2 separate regions of the Mus musculus genome follow, and region 2 is linked to region 1. A link is a loop called in an ENCODE intact Hi-C map of the cell type or tissue named here. Cell type or tissue: heart. All regions are shown on one strand. Region 1 holds the start of Cyp20a1 (cytochrome P450, family 20, subfamily a, polypeptide 1). Region 2 overlaps Abi2 (abl-interactor 2).

Evidence for each region. Hi-C counts contacts between places; a loop is a spot of excess contacts. Peaks named below come from ENCODE experiments on the same cell type or tissue, not always from the same donor. Only the 100,000 strongest peaks of a DNase experiment are listed, where the experiment ranks them.
Region 2: a loop joins it to region 1, with 2.1 times the contacts of the local background. A loop is called at or near these places in 1 of 42 quality-filtered maps.

Annotation. Positions count from the first base shown.
Region 1 is chr1:60,339,730-60,347,729 of GRCm38, forward strand. Cyp20a1 (cytochrome P450, family 20, subfamily a, polypeptide 1) reads left to right here and starts at 3,571. Exons shown (of 13, transcript NM_030013.3): 1 at 3,571-3,728. The coding sequence starts at 3,657. In heart, a CTCF peak has its summit at 3,642; a DNase peak (open chromatin) is centred at 3,782; H3K4me3 peaks cover 2,220 bases; H3K27ac peaks cover 3,279 bases.
Region 2 is chr1:60,424,703-60,432,702 of GRCm38, forward strand. All of the region lies in intron 1 of Abi2 (abl-interactor 2), which reads left to right. Among named protein-coding and RNA genes, the nearest start is that of Abi2, 19 kb to the left of the region's middle. In heart, a CTCF peak has its summit at 4,450; no DNase peak of the experiment used is centred here.

The sequences.
Region 1 (8,000 bases):
CTACAAGTAATAAGTTCCCACATATAAACTTACCCAAGTAGGTAAGGTTCCTAAGGTACTTGTGTGTATTAAAGCCACATCAGAAAACTAGGCCTTATAGCTTCTCAACAGGGAGCACAACAGTCTATCTGGGCTCCATAAAAAGGACATCGACAGTGGACGTGGTGGTGCAGGCCTTTAATCCCAATACTTGGGAGGTAGAGGATCCTCCTGAGTTTGAGGTCAGCCTTGTCTACAAAGTGAATTCCAGGCCAGCCTGGGATATGAGACCTGTCTCAAAAAGGCAAAAGCCAGTACGGTCAGGACAGCCCCTCTTACTTATTATCCAACCATATTAGATGCTTGTATCAAAGGACCAAAAGGCAAGGAACTCCTGACTGTCCCCACTGCTTGCTGAGCCCAGTCAAACTGCCATCCCTCCATCTGAGCTGCTCTGGTGCCTTGTCTCAAACATACTGCCCCCGTACAGCTCATCAAACCTATTTCTTGGCTCTGAGCCTCCATCAGCCCCAACTGGATGTGCTAATATCTCATTGAATCCCTGTCTTCACATCTATATCAGTTCTCTCTGCTGCTGCTTCCAGAAAGACTTTTGTTTTCTTTGTAGTCATTCTGTAACCTATACATACACATTTATTGTATGAAATAATGGATGACTTAATAGTAGCAACAAAGATTGGAATAAAAGGGCCATTAAAATCAATCTCAATGGCACACACCTTTAAACTATCCTCTTGGAATGCAGAGACAGGCAGGTGGATCTCTGAGAGTTCTAGGTCAGCCAGGATGCCAAAGTGAAACCCGGTTTTCAAAAAACGGTTGTTGGGGTGCCGGAGAGAGAGCTTAGCAGGGTAAGAGTACTTGTGATACAAGTCTGATGTCTTGAGTTCAGCCCCCAGAACTCATGGTGGAAGGAGAGAACTGATTCTTAAAAACCGTCCTTTGATCTCTGCATGTTCACCATTCTTGTGTGCACATGTACACTCTCACACATCACACACAAACACACACAGACACACACAACTGGAGTAAAAGGACCTATGATTGCCAATGGCCAGCTATCAAGAGAAGTCCTAGTTGGTAAATTGTAACCAAGGAATCCAACAAAGCTTGTGAGTTTATTGTTATTCAACAAATTCTGGCACTGTGTAAATAAAGATATAGACTTGTCCATATGTGTTTCTGATTCTGACATGCTTACAATATGAATTACATTTAAATTATATTTTTGTAAAAGAAGCAACACTTTCTTTTCCTTTTTTTTTTTTAAAGATTTATTTTATTTTATTATATGTGAGTACGTTGTAGCTGTCTTAAGTCACTCCAGAAGAGGGCGTCAGATCTTGTTAGGGATGGTTGTGAGCCACCATGTGGTTGCTGGGATTTGAGCTCAAGACCTAAGAAGAGCAGTCTGTGCTCTTAACCTCTGAGCCATCTCACCAGCCCCGAAGCAACACTTTGTAATATGTGAATATTTACAGTGTCAAAAGTTTAACCTGTTGAAGTCAAGACAAAAATTTTGGGTATTAAATATAAAAACATGTGAATGTACACTATATATAGTTATTAAATTACTTTTAAAGTTTAAAGAAAGAAGAGGTAGATTGGTTGCTGTCTATTTGTCTCTGGTGTTCTGTGGAGCTAGGAAAGAAGAAGTCCCAGAACCAAGGCTAAGCAAGGCTCCGCTGCTGATCTACACTTATCCTCATGTCTAGTTTTAGACTCCATTTCTGAAACACTGGGGCCTGCCTCTGTGGGTACTGAAAAGTCCAGAGGGTGCCAGGCTGAGAGCTAACTTAGGACTAAAAAACCCAGGTTGGGGGGTGGGGGTGGGGGGGGGGACTCAGTGCTGGAGCAGTACCAGGCAGGTACCAGGCATGATTTTGATTTGGGACTGGGAAGGTTGAGGACCAGATACCTTGAGAAAGTGGTACCTAAAGTTATATAGCTATGGTGCTGGAGAGATGGCTCAGTGGTTAAGAGCACTAAACTAGCTGCTCTTCCTGCAGTCCAGAGTTCAATTCCCAGCAACCACATGGTGGCTCACAACCATCTGTAATGAAATCTGACGGCTTCTTCTGACATGCAGGTGTACATGCAAATAAAGCACTCATATACATAGAATAAGTAAATCATTAATGTTATGTAGCTACACTGTATATTTCAAATTTTTATCTGCTGTTGATGTGGGCCATCATTTTGATGAGAAATGTCTTTAAAACCGATTTAAAAAACAAACCCTTGAAACACTCAGGGCAGTTTGAAATACATTCAGAGTTAAAAGCACAGCTCTTGCTGTGTGAGGTGGCCCATGCCTAAAATTTTAGCGACTTGTAAACTAAGACAAAATCAAACGTTTGAGGCCAACTTGAGCAATGTAGACAGCTTTGTCCCAAGACAGGAAAAAATGTGATTTCCAATCGACGAAATCTTGAGTGGAAGTATTGTTACAGCTTCAAAAAGATATGGCATGTTTTCAGTGAGGTATGATTCCTTCTTAAGCAGTAGTCATTACAGGAGCTCTAACTGCAATTCCAAATGACATGCCAAACGGTATCAAGAAAATTTGATATTCAAGCTATAAAATCTATAAATTGTTTTAGGATGCTTTCACTAAATGTAGTGCCAATAAGTATCAGGCTTTACCTTATACTAACCCATGTTAAAATTTCTGAGTTGGATAGAACAGAAGGATCTCAAATTACAGTAATGCTCTGACCAAGCAATGTTTGAAAAACATAAGCACACAACATTGCTTTGCCAGTGCTCAGTGCTTCCTAGAACGCCCAATAGTACCCTCCACTGGCTACTCTATATGGTATTATTTTGAATGAATTGATTTTGATTTAATGAGGCAGGAGCTCAGGTAACCTAGGAATTGGTTATGTAGTTGGAAATGACTAAACACTTGATTTTCTTGCCTCCACCTTCTGACGCTGGGATTACAAATGTGTGCCAACCAGCCAGGTTTATGTGGTGCTGGGGACTGAAGCCAGAACTTTGTACTAGAAAAGCAATCTACCTCCCCAGCCTCTGGTTTTCAGTTTTCCATAGAAGAAAATGGAGCTTGCTAAATTCAAGGAATTTATTGCAAATTATCAGTAACAGAAATCCTACCCACTGTCTGCCACCGTGGCCAGAAATCCTACCCAATGTCTGCTACCGTGGCTAACGCCTTTAATTCCAGCACCAGGAAGGCATCTATTAGTCAGAGGCCAGCCTGGTCTACATAGTTCCAATCTAGACAGGGATACATAGTCAGATCCTGTCAAAACACAGAAACCAGCCACGTTCACTGGAGCGCTTTTGAGCAATAAGGAGCATCTAACGGTGCCTAGCTCTTCAGCCATGCATGCAGGTGTCCAGGTGAGACTGGCTTCGGTTGTGAGTCCTACTTAAATGTACTTAAGTCTACTTTGTGCAAGCGGACTGGTGTCGCACGCAGCTTGATTCTAGCCAGGCCAGGGTGGGACCCGGGCCTGGAGGTTTCCTTGTGGCCTGTGAGTCGCCAGCAGACCAAGGGTGACGCCCAGCACGGGCGTGGCGGGGCGACCGCGGCTCCTATTCGCCGACCGCCTGAGGCCACCTCCCTCCCCAGCTGCGGGCGCCACCACGGAGCTCACGGCCGAGGACCGCGCGGGCGGGCGAGAGGAAGCATGCTGGACTTCGCCATCTTCGCCGTGACGTTCCTGCTGGCGCTGGTGGGAGCGGTGCTGTACCTCTACCCGGTAACTCCCAACTCGGGTTTCGGGGGTGCGCCTGCGCCGCGAGGACCTGGGCGGGCGGTCGGCCGGGAGCGCTTGCGGAAGAGCCACGTGGCTCCGCCCCGGCGTGCGTTCCCCGTGCGCATGAGTGCTGTGGTCGCTGAGCTGTGGTCCTGGGCGGGTCCCTCATTCTCCCTGTCCCGGACGGGTTTTGGGAGGTGGCGATCAATTCATTACCTTGGGTGACTTTGGAGACATTGACTTCTTCGAGCCCCAATCCCATTTGCTTCTACATCAGGGGAGAAACTCCTTCCATCTTTTCCTAGCATCCCCCTGCATATGCCCCGGCACCGTTGTTGGAATGGGCGAGCTGAGCTCCCCAACCCAAACTTTGTCCACCTGTCCTTTTCAGAGGGGAACCTCTCAAAACTCCGGAGTTACTGTTAAGGAACTTCCTTAAAGTGTATTGTATAAAGCTGGGCGTTGCATACATCTGTAATCCCAGCCCGGGGTGAGGAGGATGGGGTGGGAGCTCAAAGCTCACCCTGGACTACATCAAACCCTGTCTTTAAAAGAATATGTATGTACAAAGTGTGGTGGATTTATGGAAAAGTGGAAAGGTAGTGAACAGCCCCGGGTAGATGAATGGTGATGGAGATGCCCCTTAGAAGTGTCCTGTTCTGAGTTAGTGGTTGATTAGACTAATATAGAAACCACATACCTGAACTCCTGAGAAACAAAACACTGATATGAAGAAGTTGAGAGCTCAGGCCTTTCAAGAATAAGAGGACTGTGTCCTAGCCAACTGGAGCGAATGTAAAACCAGACCGGGAAGACAGATGGGTGTAAATGGCTGAAAAGCTATTCAAAGGACTTTTAAGTCTGCGTTCTACTGGAGGATTTCAATGGATAAGTGGCTATTTTAGTTTAAAGGAAAACTGGGAATGCTGTGTTGGGCCTGTAATCATAGCACTTGGATGGTGGAGGCAGGAGAGTTCAAGGGTTTCTTCCAAAATGGACCTGAGTTCTAGGCCAGTCTGGATCACATGAGCCCTTGTCTTAAATTTTAAAATTTGTATACTAGAAAAAAAATTAAAAATATATGTGGCAAAAAAATGTCTTCAATTCATTCCTTTTAAAAAATGCAAATCTTGGAATCAAGGGATTTTCAGCTTTAAAGGAGAACTTTAATTTGCAGGCTGGCCGTGTCTAATTCCCAGACACTCTGGGAGCTCTGGTGGGAGGATTGTAAGCTTGAAGCCATCTTGGGCAATGAATGTTGTGAGACCCCACTTCAGAACAATCCTAATATTATTAGTAAAGTTTTCTGATAGTCGTCCCGCTACTGTGTTAAGAACGGACTGTAATTATGGGGCTGAGGCAAGGGTGGGGTTAGAGAGAGTAGGCGGAAAGATAACTGCTGTCATTTTGGTGAGAGATGGTGTGTGCTTGAACCCCAGTGTCATAGCACATGGTGAGAAATACAACATTGTTAAGATAAAGCCAGTGAGACGGGATATAAAACTCGAGGCTGAAAGAAGCTGGAAGAAAAACACTTCTGGGGGTGGAGATGGGGACTGGCAGATAGAAGAATGGATTTCCCCATGGAATGTGAAGATTTTGTTTAGTTTGTATCTTGGTGGGAAATTAATGAGGTTTCATAGAGATCAGAAGTTTGGGGTTACGTGAGCCAGGTTTAAGATGCCTGTTTGACATCAAGTGAGACAAAATCAAGTACAAAAGTCTTGAGGTTTAAGGTTAAAAAACCAGACTGGAACAGTTTGGGAACTGCCAGTGTATATATTGTATCGAAGCTAGGAAGTTTGTTCCAGTCTCCTAGAAAATTTAGATGTAGGAAAGAAGAGGTCCAAGGACTAAGCCCAGAATTCTCCATATTAGATAGAGGCTGAAGAGAGGAGTTGGGGTAAGGGAGGGGAGGACCGTAAAGACCCCTGGGGAGGAGCAGTCGGACCCGACAAAGGCAAAGAGTCATCCATTGAGTCAAGTGTGGCAAAATATGCCAAGGAAGCTCAGGCTGGAGAATTCAGGAGTATTGATAATCCAAGATGAGCGGCTCCTCAGTGGGATGATGAGGTGATGGCCGAGCTGGAGTGTACCGCAAGGTCCTAAGGATGCAGAATTCTGTAGAGTTTTGCCCTACTCCCTAACAATTCATTCAGCCCTTAGAGTGGTTCGTATCCCCAATGCGACTGATGAAAAACCTAGGTTTTCATTTATCAATTGGAGATAGGGTTTGGGTTAGGGAAGGGAGTTTGTGTCCACTTCTCTCAGCACTGGAACCCATCTGATGCTGGCCATGGCCAAACGACCTTCTGTGAGTCGTTTGTGCATTGGCCCTGCTATGTTTAGAAAGCCTTGTGTCTCTGGTTTCCTTCAGACCCTTTGGCACTTAAAATCTTTCCATTTCCTCTTCTGAAAAGTTCACTGAACCTGAGGGGAGTGATTTGATGGGGACATCCTGTTTAGGATGAAGTATTCCAGGATCTCTCACTCTCTGCATTGTCTGGCTGTGGCTCTGTGTATTTGTTCCCATCTGCTGCAGGAGAAAGCATCTCTGATGATGGCTGGGCAAGGCACTGATCAGTGTGTATAACAGAATGTTGTTACTCATTTCATTGTTTTGTTCCTTGAGCAGAACAGGAGTTTTTTGGCTTTCTCAGGCACCCAGACCTGCTTAGTCTCAGGTTTTTGTCCAGTGTCAGGAATGGGTTCCATTTCATGGCATGGGCCTTAAATTCAAATCTTGCAAGCCAGTCATCATTGTAGATCAAAGGGATTGTAGCTGGATTGGTGTTTATCTTTCTCTTTGGCAGCAGGCAGAGCTCCTTCCAGTACGCTGAACACTAGGTCGGTGGGGGTGAAGGTTCCAGGTGGGCACCAGCTTGACTTCTCTGTGTTCAATGAGTATGTATGTGTTGTCTTTTGCAAGAAGGTTTTACCATTAGTTGTGTCAAGAAACCAGTAGCCTGGGCTGTTTGGGGTCTCACATGGAACCCTTTTGGTCAACAAGTCAAGTAGATGTAACCCATTCTGGTACTGGAAGCTTCATTTGGTGACGAGAGATGGCAAGCTAGAATGCTGCCTCCTCTGTTACTTTGAGATTTGTTTTAAATTACTTTCCTATATGTATGTATTTTAGGATGCTTTTAGTACTGATTTAGGTTTCCATATGACACCTCAAATGACCCTTAATTTTAGCTGTTTCTCCTCCTAGTCCCTCCCTTGGCGCCTTTCTCTTCCCCCTCCCTGTTTGATCCTCCTATTGCAGTCTCCCCCACCCATCCATAACTATCTATTCTATTTCCCCTTCCTAGAGAGAGCCCTCCCTCCCCCCTAGTCCCTTACTCTGTACCTAACCTCTTTGGGTCAAAGGATTGTAGCTTGCTTATTGAAAATGTAACAGTTAACATCAACATATAAGAAAATTCATACCATATTTGTCTTTCTGGGTCTGGGTTACCTTACTCAGGACAATTTTTTTTTCTAGTTTCATCCATTTAATACCTATGAATTTCATGATTTCAAACTCTCTCTCTCTCTCTCTCTCTCTCTCTCTCTCTTTTTTACTTTTATAAGCACATATACAACATATAGGCCCAAATGCTTTTAATGAATGAAATTTTCGAAACTTACAAGGAAGTAAACATCAAAGAATATAAACTTTCCTTTCTAAAGAATAGGGCACACTTTCTAATTAGGTGTATATAATCAGCAAAGTATTAATTCAAAGGGTTGAAGAGATGGCTCAGTCATTAAGAGCATTTACAGTTCTTGCTGAGAACATGAGTTTGTTTTGCTGCACCCATGTTAAGTGATTCATAACTTCTCATAACTATAGTTCTTGACTACCATACTCCTTCTCTGGCCTCAGAAGGTATCCACATGTATCTAAAATATATTTTCACAGATACATACACATAAATAAAAATGCAAAAGGAAAGCAAAGGATTATATATTTTTGATATTTTTTTTCTTTGTGAAAAAAATATATGTATGTGTATAATGTATACATACATGTGTATATATATGTGTGTGTGTGTATATATGCATATATATGTGTCTGTATGCATATATATGTGTGTGTATATGTATGTATATACAAAATTCCTCTTCCTCTTCACTTCCTTCTCTCTTTCCTCCCTGACAATGAATTTCTTTTAAAGCACAAATGTAAATGTGGGGATGAACAAGGAATATATTCAAAGACCACCTCTGAGAGGCCCAGCTTCTGTCCAAAATAGTACATGAGAGCTTTAGACTCAGCCGTGGTAATCA
Region 2 (8,000 bases), 85 kb after region 1:
ACCTAATGAAGGGAATCCTTCACAGATGTGCCCAGAGGCATGTCTCATGCATCATTGTAGATACTGAGTGTCAGGCAATATTAACATTCAACCCATGTGACAGGCTTTAAGCTTCAGTATTTAAAAGATAAAACCCTGGATATCCAGAGTTATTTACATTCATTTTGGATGCCTTTATGTTGAGCTGCTTCTTTTCTTCTATTTATACCTGGGTCTTGGAGCCTTAACTCAGGTCTCTAGGCTCAGGAGAAACGTGCTTTTTTTTTTTTTTTCTTTTTTAATTTTTTATTAGGTATTTTCCTCGTTTACATTTCCAATGCTATCCCAAAAGTCTCCGATACCCTCACCCCCACTCCCCTACCCACCCACTCCCTCTTTTTGGCCCTGGCGTTCCCCTGTACTGGGGCATATAAAGTTTGCAAATCCAATGGGCCTCTCTTTCCAGTGATGGCCGACTAGGCCATCTTTTGATACATATGCAGCTAGAGTCAAGAGCTCCGGGGTACTGGTTAGTTCATAATGTTGCACCTACAGGGTTGCAGATCTCTTTAGCTCCTTGGGTACTTTCTCTAGCTCCTCCATTGGGAGCCCTGTGATCCATCCAATAGCTGACTATGAGCATCCACTTCTGTGTTTGCTAGGCCCCGGCATAGTCTCAGAGAAATGTGCTTTTATCCTTACTCCATCTCACTTTTTTTTTTTTAAGTCCTGTGTCCCCTTCCCCCACAACCCCTCTTCCCCCACCCTTCTGTCCTTGGTAGCAGTGGAGATAGAATTTGGGGCTTTATGGAAGCTTAGCAAATTCTCTGCCACAGAGCTACTCCCTCAGTCTGAGCTTTCTATGTCAGTGGTGCTCAACCTTCCTAATGCTGAATACAGTTACTCATGGTATGGTGACTGCAACCATAGAATCACTTCATTGGAGCTGGGTAGCACACACCTTTAATTCCAGCATTTGGGAGGCAGGGACAGGCAGATCTGAGTTCAAGGCCAGCCTGGTCTGCAGAGTGAGTTCCAGTACAGACAAAAAAAAAAACCAAAACAAACAAACAAACAAACAAAAAAACCCCAAAAAAAAAACCCAAACAAACATATTTTGGTATTGCTATGAGTTGTAAATATCTGATATGCAGGGGATCTACTATGTGACCCATGTGAAAGGGTCATTTAATTCCTAAAGGGGTGGTGACTCACAGGTTGAGAGGCACTGCTCTATTTATATTTTTATTTTGTTCTGCTTTTGGTCTAGGGTTTGTGGGTCACCCCATCCTTGTCTCATAGGCTTCAACCTCCTAGGTAGTTAAGACACCGACATGTGCTACCATGGCAGGCAGAGATTGTTGTTAGTAGATTAAAAGCTCTCTGATTAATTCACACTGGTTTAATGATATTTCAGAGATTACTTCCTCACATGCTGCTGTAAGTTAAAATCAGGTCCTTTTTGACTACTACTATCAATTGTGTTCTTTCTTTCTTTTTCCTACAGTGATAACTATTGTCATTTTTACTGATTTATAAAAACCCTATCTCACTGGCTTTTAACTGATTTTAATTATATTTATTTTTATGACATAGGGCTTTATTATATAGACCCAACTAATCTGGAACTCATTCTATAGAGTGAGCTGTCCTCAAACTCACGGAGGTCTGCCTACCTCTGCCTTCTGAGTGCCATGCCACCACCAGCCATCACAATTAATCTAATTGTGTTAGTTTTAGAAGCTTTTAAATAAAGTTCTAATCATTGTAGGGAAAAATTTAGTAGGCTCTAATGTGTGTATGTGTGTGTTTCCAGAGTTGTTTGACCATTACCAAGTTTTATTTCTGAACACTTTCAACTTTTCAGAAAGGTGGTACACCCATTAAAAAGTCATTTACCCCTTTCCTGCAGTCCCACACCCACACTGCGTCTGTAGAGTTGCTTAGTCTATGTGTCCTTTTGTGTGTGGCTTCTGCCTTAGTTAGAGTTTCTATTGTTGCTGTGAAACACCATGAACAAAAAGCAAGTAGGGGGCAAAGGCTTTATTCAGCTTACACTTTCACAAACAATGCATTACCAAAGAAGTCAGGACAGAAACTGAAACATGGGAGGAACCTGGAAGCAGGAGCTGATGCAGGAGACCATGGTGTGCAGCTTACAGGCTTGCTCCTCATGACTTGCTCAGCCTGCTTTCTTATAGAATCTAGGACCATCAGCCCAGAGGTGTCACCATCCACAGCAGGCTAGTCCATCCCCCACTGATCACTAATTGAGAAAATGCCTTATAACTAGACCTGTTGGAGTCATATTCTTAACTGTGATACCTTCCTCTCTGATGACTTTAGCTTGTATCAAGTTGACATAAAAATAGGAGTTGAATTTTGTGCAGGTGACATAAAATCTATTTAATCCATCCACATGCATCTATGCAGTGTGACTAGCACCATTCAGTATGTATTTTCGGTTTCTTTGTTTAAAAAAAAAAATCAGGTGTCAGTAGGTATGTGGACTTAGGTCCATGTCTTTAATTCTATTCAGTTGAGCAATGTATCTGTTTTTATGGCAATACCACACTGTTTATTTACTTATTTATTACTATAGCCTTGTAGTTTAAAATTAGTAACGGTGAGCAACACTTTTTTTTTTGGTTTTATTTTTAGCTATCCTGTTTGTTTGTTTGTTTGTTTCCATATGAAGTTTAAGATTATTTTTTTCAAGTTTTGTAAGGAATTGTGTTGGAATTTTGATGGCAGACTGCATTCAATTTATAGATTCTTTTTGGTAGAATGACCATTTTTACAATATTAGCCTTATCAATCATAAGCATGGGGCATCTTTCTATCTTTTGATGACTTCTTCCTTCAATCTCTTAAGTTTTTATTATACACATCTTTCACTTTGTTAGTTATTCCAAAAAAATTTTTTTAAAGGCTATTGTAGTGAGCAGGGTTCTCTAGAAGAACTTATAAAGTGAATATATTAGAATCACTTATAAGCTGTGGTCTGACTCATCCAACAATAATGGGCTATGAATGGAAAGTCCAAGAATCCAGGAGTTGTTCAGGCCGCAAGGCTGGATGTCTCAGCTGGTCTTCAATACATGCTGGAATTCTGAAGAAGTAGGCTCTAATGTCAGTGAAGGACTTGCTAGCAAGGCCAGAGCAAGCAGGCACAGAGCAAAAGCTTCCTTCTCTATGTCCTTGTATAGGCTTCCAGCAGAAGGTGTGGCCCAGGTTAATGTTATCCTGCCTCAAGATCCAGATCAAAAGTTTATGTCTTCCTACTTCAAAGGTCTAGGCTAGAAGTGGATTCACCCAAGCAAAAGTAATCTTATATAGGTATGCCCCCCCATTTCTGGATTGTAGTTCATTCCAGATGTAGCCAAGTTGACAACTAGGAGAAGCCATCACAGTTACTGTGAAAGGTATTGTTTCCCTGGCTTCTTCCTTAATCTCTCATTTGTATATAGGAAGGCTACTAACCTTTGTTAATTTTGTATCCTGCTACTTTACTGAATTATCATCTTTTAAAAAAAATTTGTGTGTGTGTGTGTGTGTGTGTGTGTGTGTGTGTGTGTGTGTACACTTCAGTGTAGTGCCTGTGGAGGCCAGAAGAGGGCCTGGGATCCTCTGAAGCTGGAGTTATAGGCACTTGTGAGATGCTTTATTGTGGGTGCTGGGAACTAAAGTTCACTTCTGCAAGAGCAACAAGTGTCCTTAACCACGAGGCAGTTTTCCAACCTCCTTGTTTTTATTTATTTTTATAGCTGTAACAAGAATTTAAATGTAAGGCCAATTAGAGGAGCAGCGATGGCTCATGGGCAGTTGCATCAGCTACAGCACCACCTCTGCCTGGGTGATGATTCATGAAATGTGCATTCTCAGAGCTCTCTGTGACTTGTGGAGGGGCCTTATGAGTTTTGTACATTTCAGAATTTCTGGGCTCAGGTTTTGATAGCAAGTGCCTTTCTTTACCTGCTGAGCCATCTTAAAGGGCATTGTGTGCAGAGAAGAATTCCCTCTTGTGTATTCTATTCTTGTTTTTAAAATACTATTTTCCTGTACCTTCTGGGTCATCTGTACCCTGTTTTTGGATCAAATCTGTGGCGCTATTTAGTAGAAGCAAAACAGTGAGGTAAGTAACAGTAAGAGACAAGTGTTAGAAATACTGCAGTCAAGTGCCTTCAGAGGATGTGCAGCGTTCTTATGTGCACTTGCTGTTGCTCTAGAAACATCAAATTGAAATGCAAGTTTAATTTCCCCTTATTCAGTACACAGTAAGTCATTTGGGTGGTGTTAAAGCTTCTGGGGATCCAGTTTTCTGTCTTTCTCCTTCATTAGGTGATGGAAATAGGCCATGTGAGTTCCTGCTGGGCTGAGCTCTGAGCTGCCTCTGTCTGTTTAGCTGGGAGGATCAGCGAACACCCATCCTGTGCCCAGTTCCCCTTAGGGTTTGGCTCCCCTTGTGGCTGGAAGGAGAATGCCTTGTCTTGGAAGGCTGGGTTAAATGCTTCATTTTTGTGGATGTCCTTCTTTAGGCTCTGAAAACTTTGATATGAAGAAAACATATCTTACCAACACAGAAAGAATATAATTCTTTATACATGCTGAAGAAAAAGAATGTAATTAAACCATTCGAATGGTAGAAAAATGAAACTTATACATTACCATTAAAGAGATCATGGGTGAGGCTTGGGGTGAGCACAGAAGTTCAGTGCGTGATTAGCATGTGAGTTTGATTCCTATCACTGTAAACAGCAACAGCAACAACAACAACAACAAAGGTAATAGAAAAGAAGTAATGGTGATTCAACATTACTTCAGAGATGTAAGATTAAAGATGTGTCAGGTTACCATCTATTTGAAGAGGCTTACATATGGGATAATGTGAGTTTGAGCAGTGAAACATGCATGCATTGCTGTTTGTAAGTCTGTAATAAGTGTCTGAGGAGGTTTGTTAAGTGTCAATCAGGAAAGTTTTCCTAGAAATTAAGGCAGGCTATAGGTTATTGGCAAAAACTATTCTAGATGAAGAACACAAAGGTAGGAAACTATGATCCATATTTTGAGAACCATAAAACTAATTTTTCTGTAAGTGAAGACCTGCTAAAGTTGAATGAGAAGTAACTTGTATGCCTTACTAGAGAAGGCTGTAGATGTAAATAGAGGAGTCTGTTTACAATTAAGAGGTAAGAGGAAGGTATGGAGGTTTCAGCTTATTTAGAAAGATGAAATATTTGGACCATGTTTTAATACTCTATGCTCAGTCCTGGAAACTAGTATAGAAATATAAGCGAGCAATAACTAGGATAGTATATGGCCAGTATGCCTCCAAAGAAACCATAGATAGAATGGAAGTGGTTTGGCATGTGGATAGGTGTGATGTAGAGACTTGGGCAGTGTCCAACCGGAGAGAATAGTGATTTTCTAGCACATGTATGAGATAATTTTAAAGGAAGGTGATAATGAGTTATAGATACCCTGAGGTGCTGTATGTACAAGGGTAATATTCCATGTAAGCAGAAATGGTTATTGGGAGAATTATAAGAGATAAAATATTTAAAATGCAGTGCTGGAAGTGATAGCTGAGGAAGGAATGAAACCTTAGGGCCAGGGAGACAGGTCAGAGGGTCAAAGCACTTGCTCCAAGCTTGATGTGTCAAGCTTGCTCCTTAGAACCTACATGGTGGGAAGAGAAAATTGACTACCACAAGGTGTCCTCTTTCTTTTGTGTTCCCTCAAAATAATCTTTTTCTTTCCTTCCCTTTCCCTTTCCCCTTCCTTCTTCCCACCCCCTTCTATTTTGGTGTTTTAAGACAAGGTTTTACTCTGTAGCTCTGGCTGTTCTGAAACTTGCAATATAGACCAGGCTGGCCTTGAATTTACAGAGATCTGCCTGCCTCTGCCTCCCAAATTCTGAGACTAAAGGCATATGTACAACACCTAGCTTTGTTTTTAATGTTAAAATAAAAAAAATGGATTTTTTGTTTGTACTTTTGGGCATGTGGTGTATGTATGTGTGTGTGTGTTTGTGTATGTGTCTTGATATATGTGTGGTGTGCACATATGTATGTATATGTGCTCTGCATATGTGTGTATGTCTGGTGTATTGTGTGTGTTTTGTGTATGTGTGGTATATGCATATGTATGTGTGTGCTTTTTATATGTAGTATGTATGGTATGTTATATATATATATGTGTGTGTGTGTGTGTGTGTGTGTGTGTGTGTGGAAATTGTATGTTTGCGTGGTTTGTGTATACTGTGTATGTGTGTTGGGCAAATATGTGTGGTGTACATATGTTTGTGGTACATGTATGTGTATGGTAAGTTTTGGAAGTACTTGAGCTTCTATGGGTACATATGGACGATGGTGGAAAGTGTGCGGTATTTTCCTCTCTTAAGCTCTACCTTTTGACTTGAGACAGGATATTCTCACTGAAACATAAGCTCACTTTTTTGGCTAGGCTTTGGCCAGTGAGTTCTGGAGATAGAAATTTGCAAAAATGTCTGTCCACTCTAGCCAAAGCAATCTACAGGTTCAATGCAATTTCTATAAAAAACCAATGGCATTTTCCACAGAACTAGAATACGTTTTAAATTTTATAGGGAATCTAAAACAAACAATACACAAAAACACAAAAAAGCTTAATGTAGATTGTGGGTGGGGATTGTCATCATCTCTAGTACTTACTGTTTTCTGTTTTTGTTTTTTCAAGATTAAAGATTAAAGATTGAAAGTGTGTGTCACCATTGCCTAGCTTGAAGTTTATCTCTCCTATACCTACATTTTTGTAGTTTTTTTTTTTTTTTTTAAGTAATGAAGGGTATCTTAGGGTGTCTATTACTGTGAAGAGATAACCATGGCCATGGTAACTCTTAAGGAAAGTATTTAATTGGTGCTGGTTTACAGAGATTTAGTCCTTTGTGGTCATGGCAGGAGGCATGGCAGTACACAGACAATGCTTCTGGTTCTGTAAGTAGCAGGAAGAGAGGGTGAGCCATTGAACCTATCTTGAACTTCTGACACCTCAGAGCCCACCCCCAGTGACACACTTCCTCCAACAAGGCCACGCCCACTCAAGTAGGCTACACCTACACCTACGTATGCGTCTGTGGAGGCCATTTTATTTATTTATTTATTTATCTATTTATTTATTATATATAAGTACACTGTAGCTGTCTTCAGACACTCCGGAAGAGGGAGTCAGATCTCATTACGGGTGGTTTTGAGCCACCATGTGGTTGCTGGGATTTGAACTTCGGACCTTCGGAAGAGCAGTTGGGTGCTCTTACCCACTGAGCCATCTCACCAGCCCAGCCATTTTCATTTAAGCCACCACAAAGGGGTTTTATCAAATGCTTTTTTTATATCTGTGGAGATGATTGCACATTCTTTGAGCCTTCACTTTGTTAATTTGAGGTATTTTATTTACTAATTTTCATACTGAATTATTTTTGCATCTGTAGAGTAAGTCTCCCAGATCATGCTCTTGTATTTGACTTGGTAATTTGTGGAGAAGTTTTACATCTATATGTGCATAGGAATACCTGCCTGTAGAATTTTCTGTGTTGTGTCTGGGGAGTTGACTTCCTTTCTATACTTTGGAACTGTTTGAAGAGGATTGACATTGGTTTTGTTGTTGTTTGTATAGACAATCTGGTGCTGTGGTTTAGGCTTGCCTTGAACTTGAAATCTTACTGCCTTAGCCTCCCAAGTACTAGCCACACGAACTGGATTCCTGAGTGGGAGGCTGGAGCTGTAAGGGAGGAAACTACAGAGAAGAAAGGAAACCAAGGCAGATTTCTGATCAAGGCAATGTTTACTAAGAGTCTGTGCTTATAAAGGAGGAAAGCCTATCTCCTGCTGATCCACTCTTGATGCCTGTCGCCAGCCTATAAGCAATAAATTAGGCTGACTGCACTAGTTTGGCAGTAAGGTGTCAATTGCCAGCTTGCCTGGGGCTGCTTTAGGAATTTCTCTGGAAGGCAGGTTCAGCCTCTCAGCAGGTAGCAGTCTTGG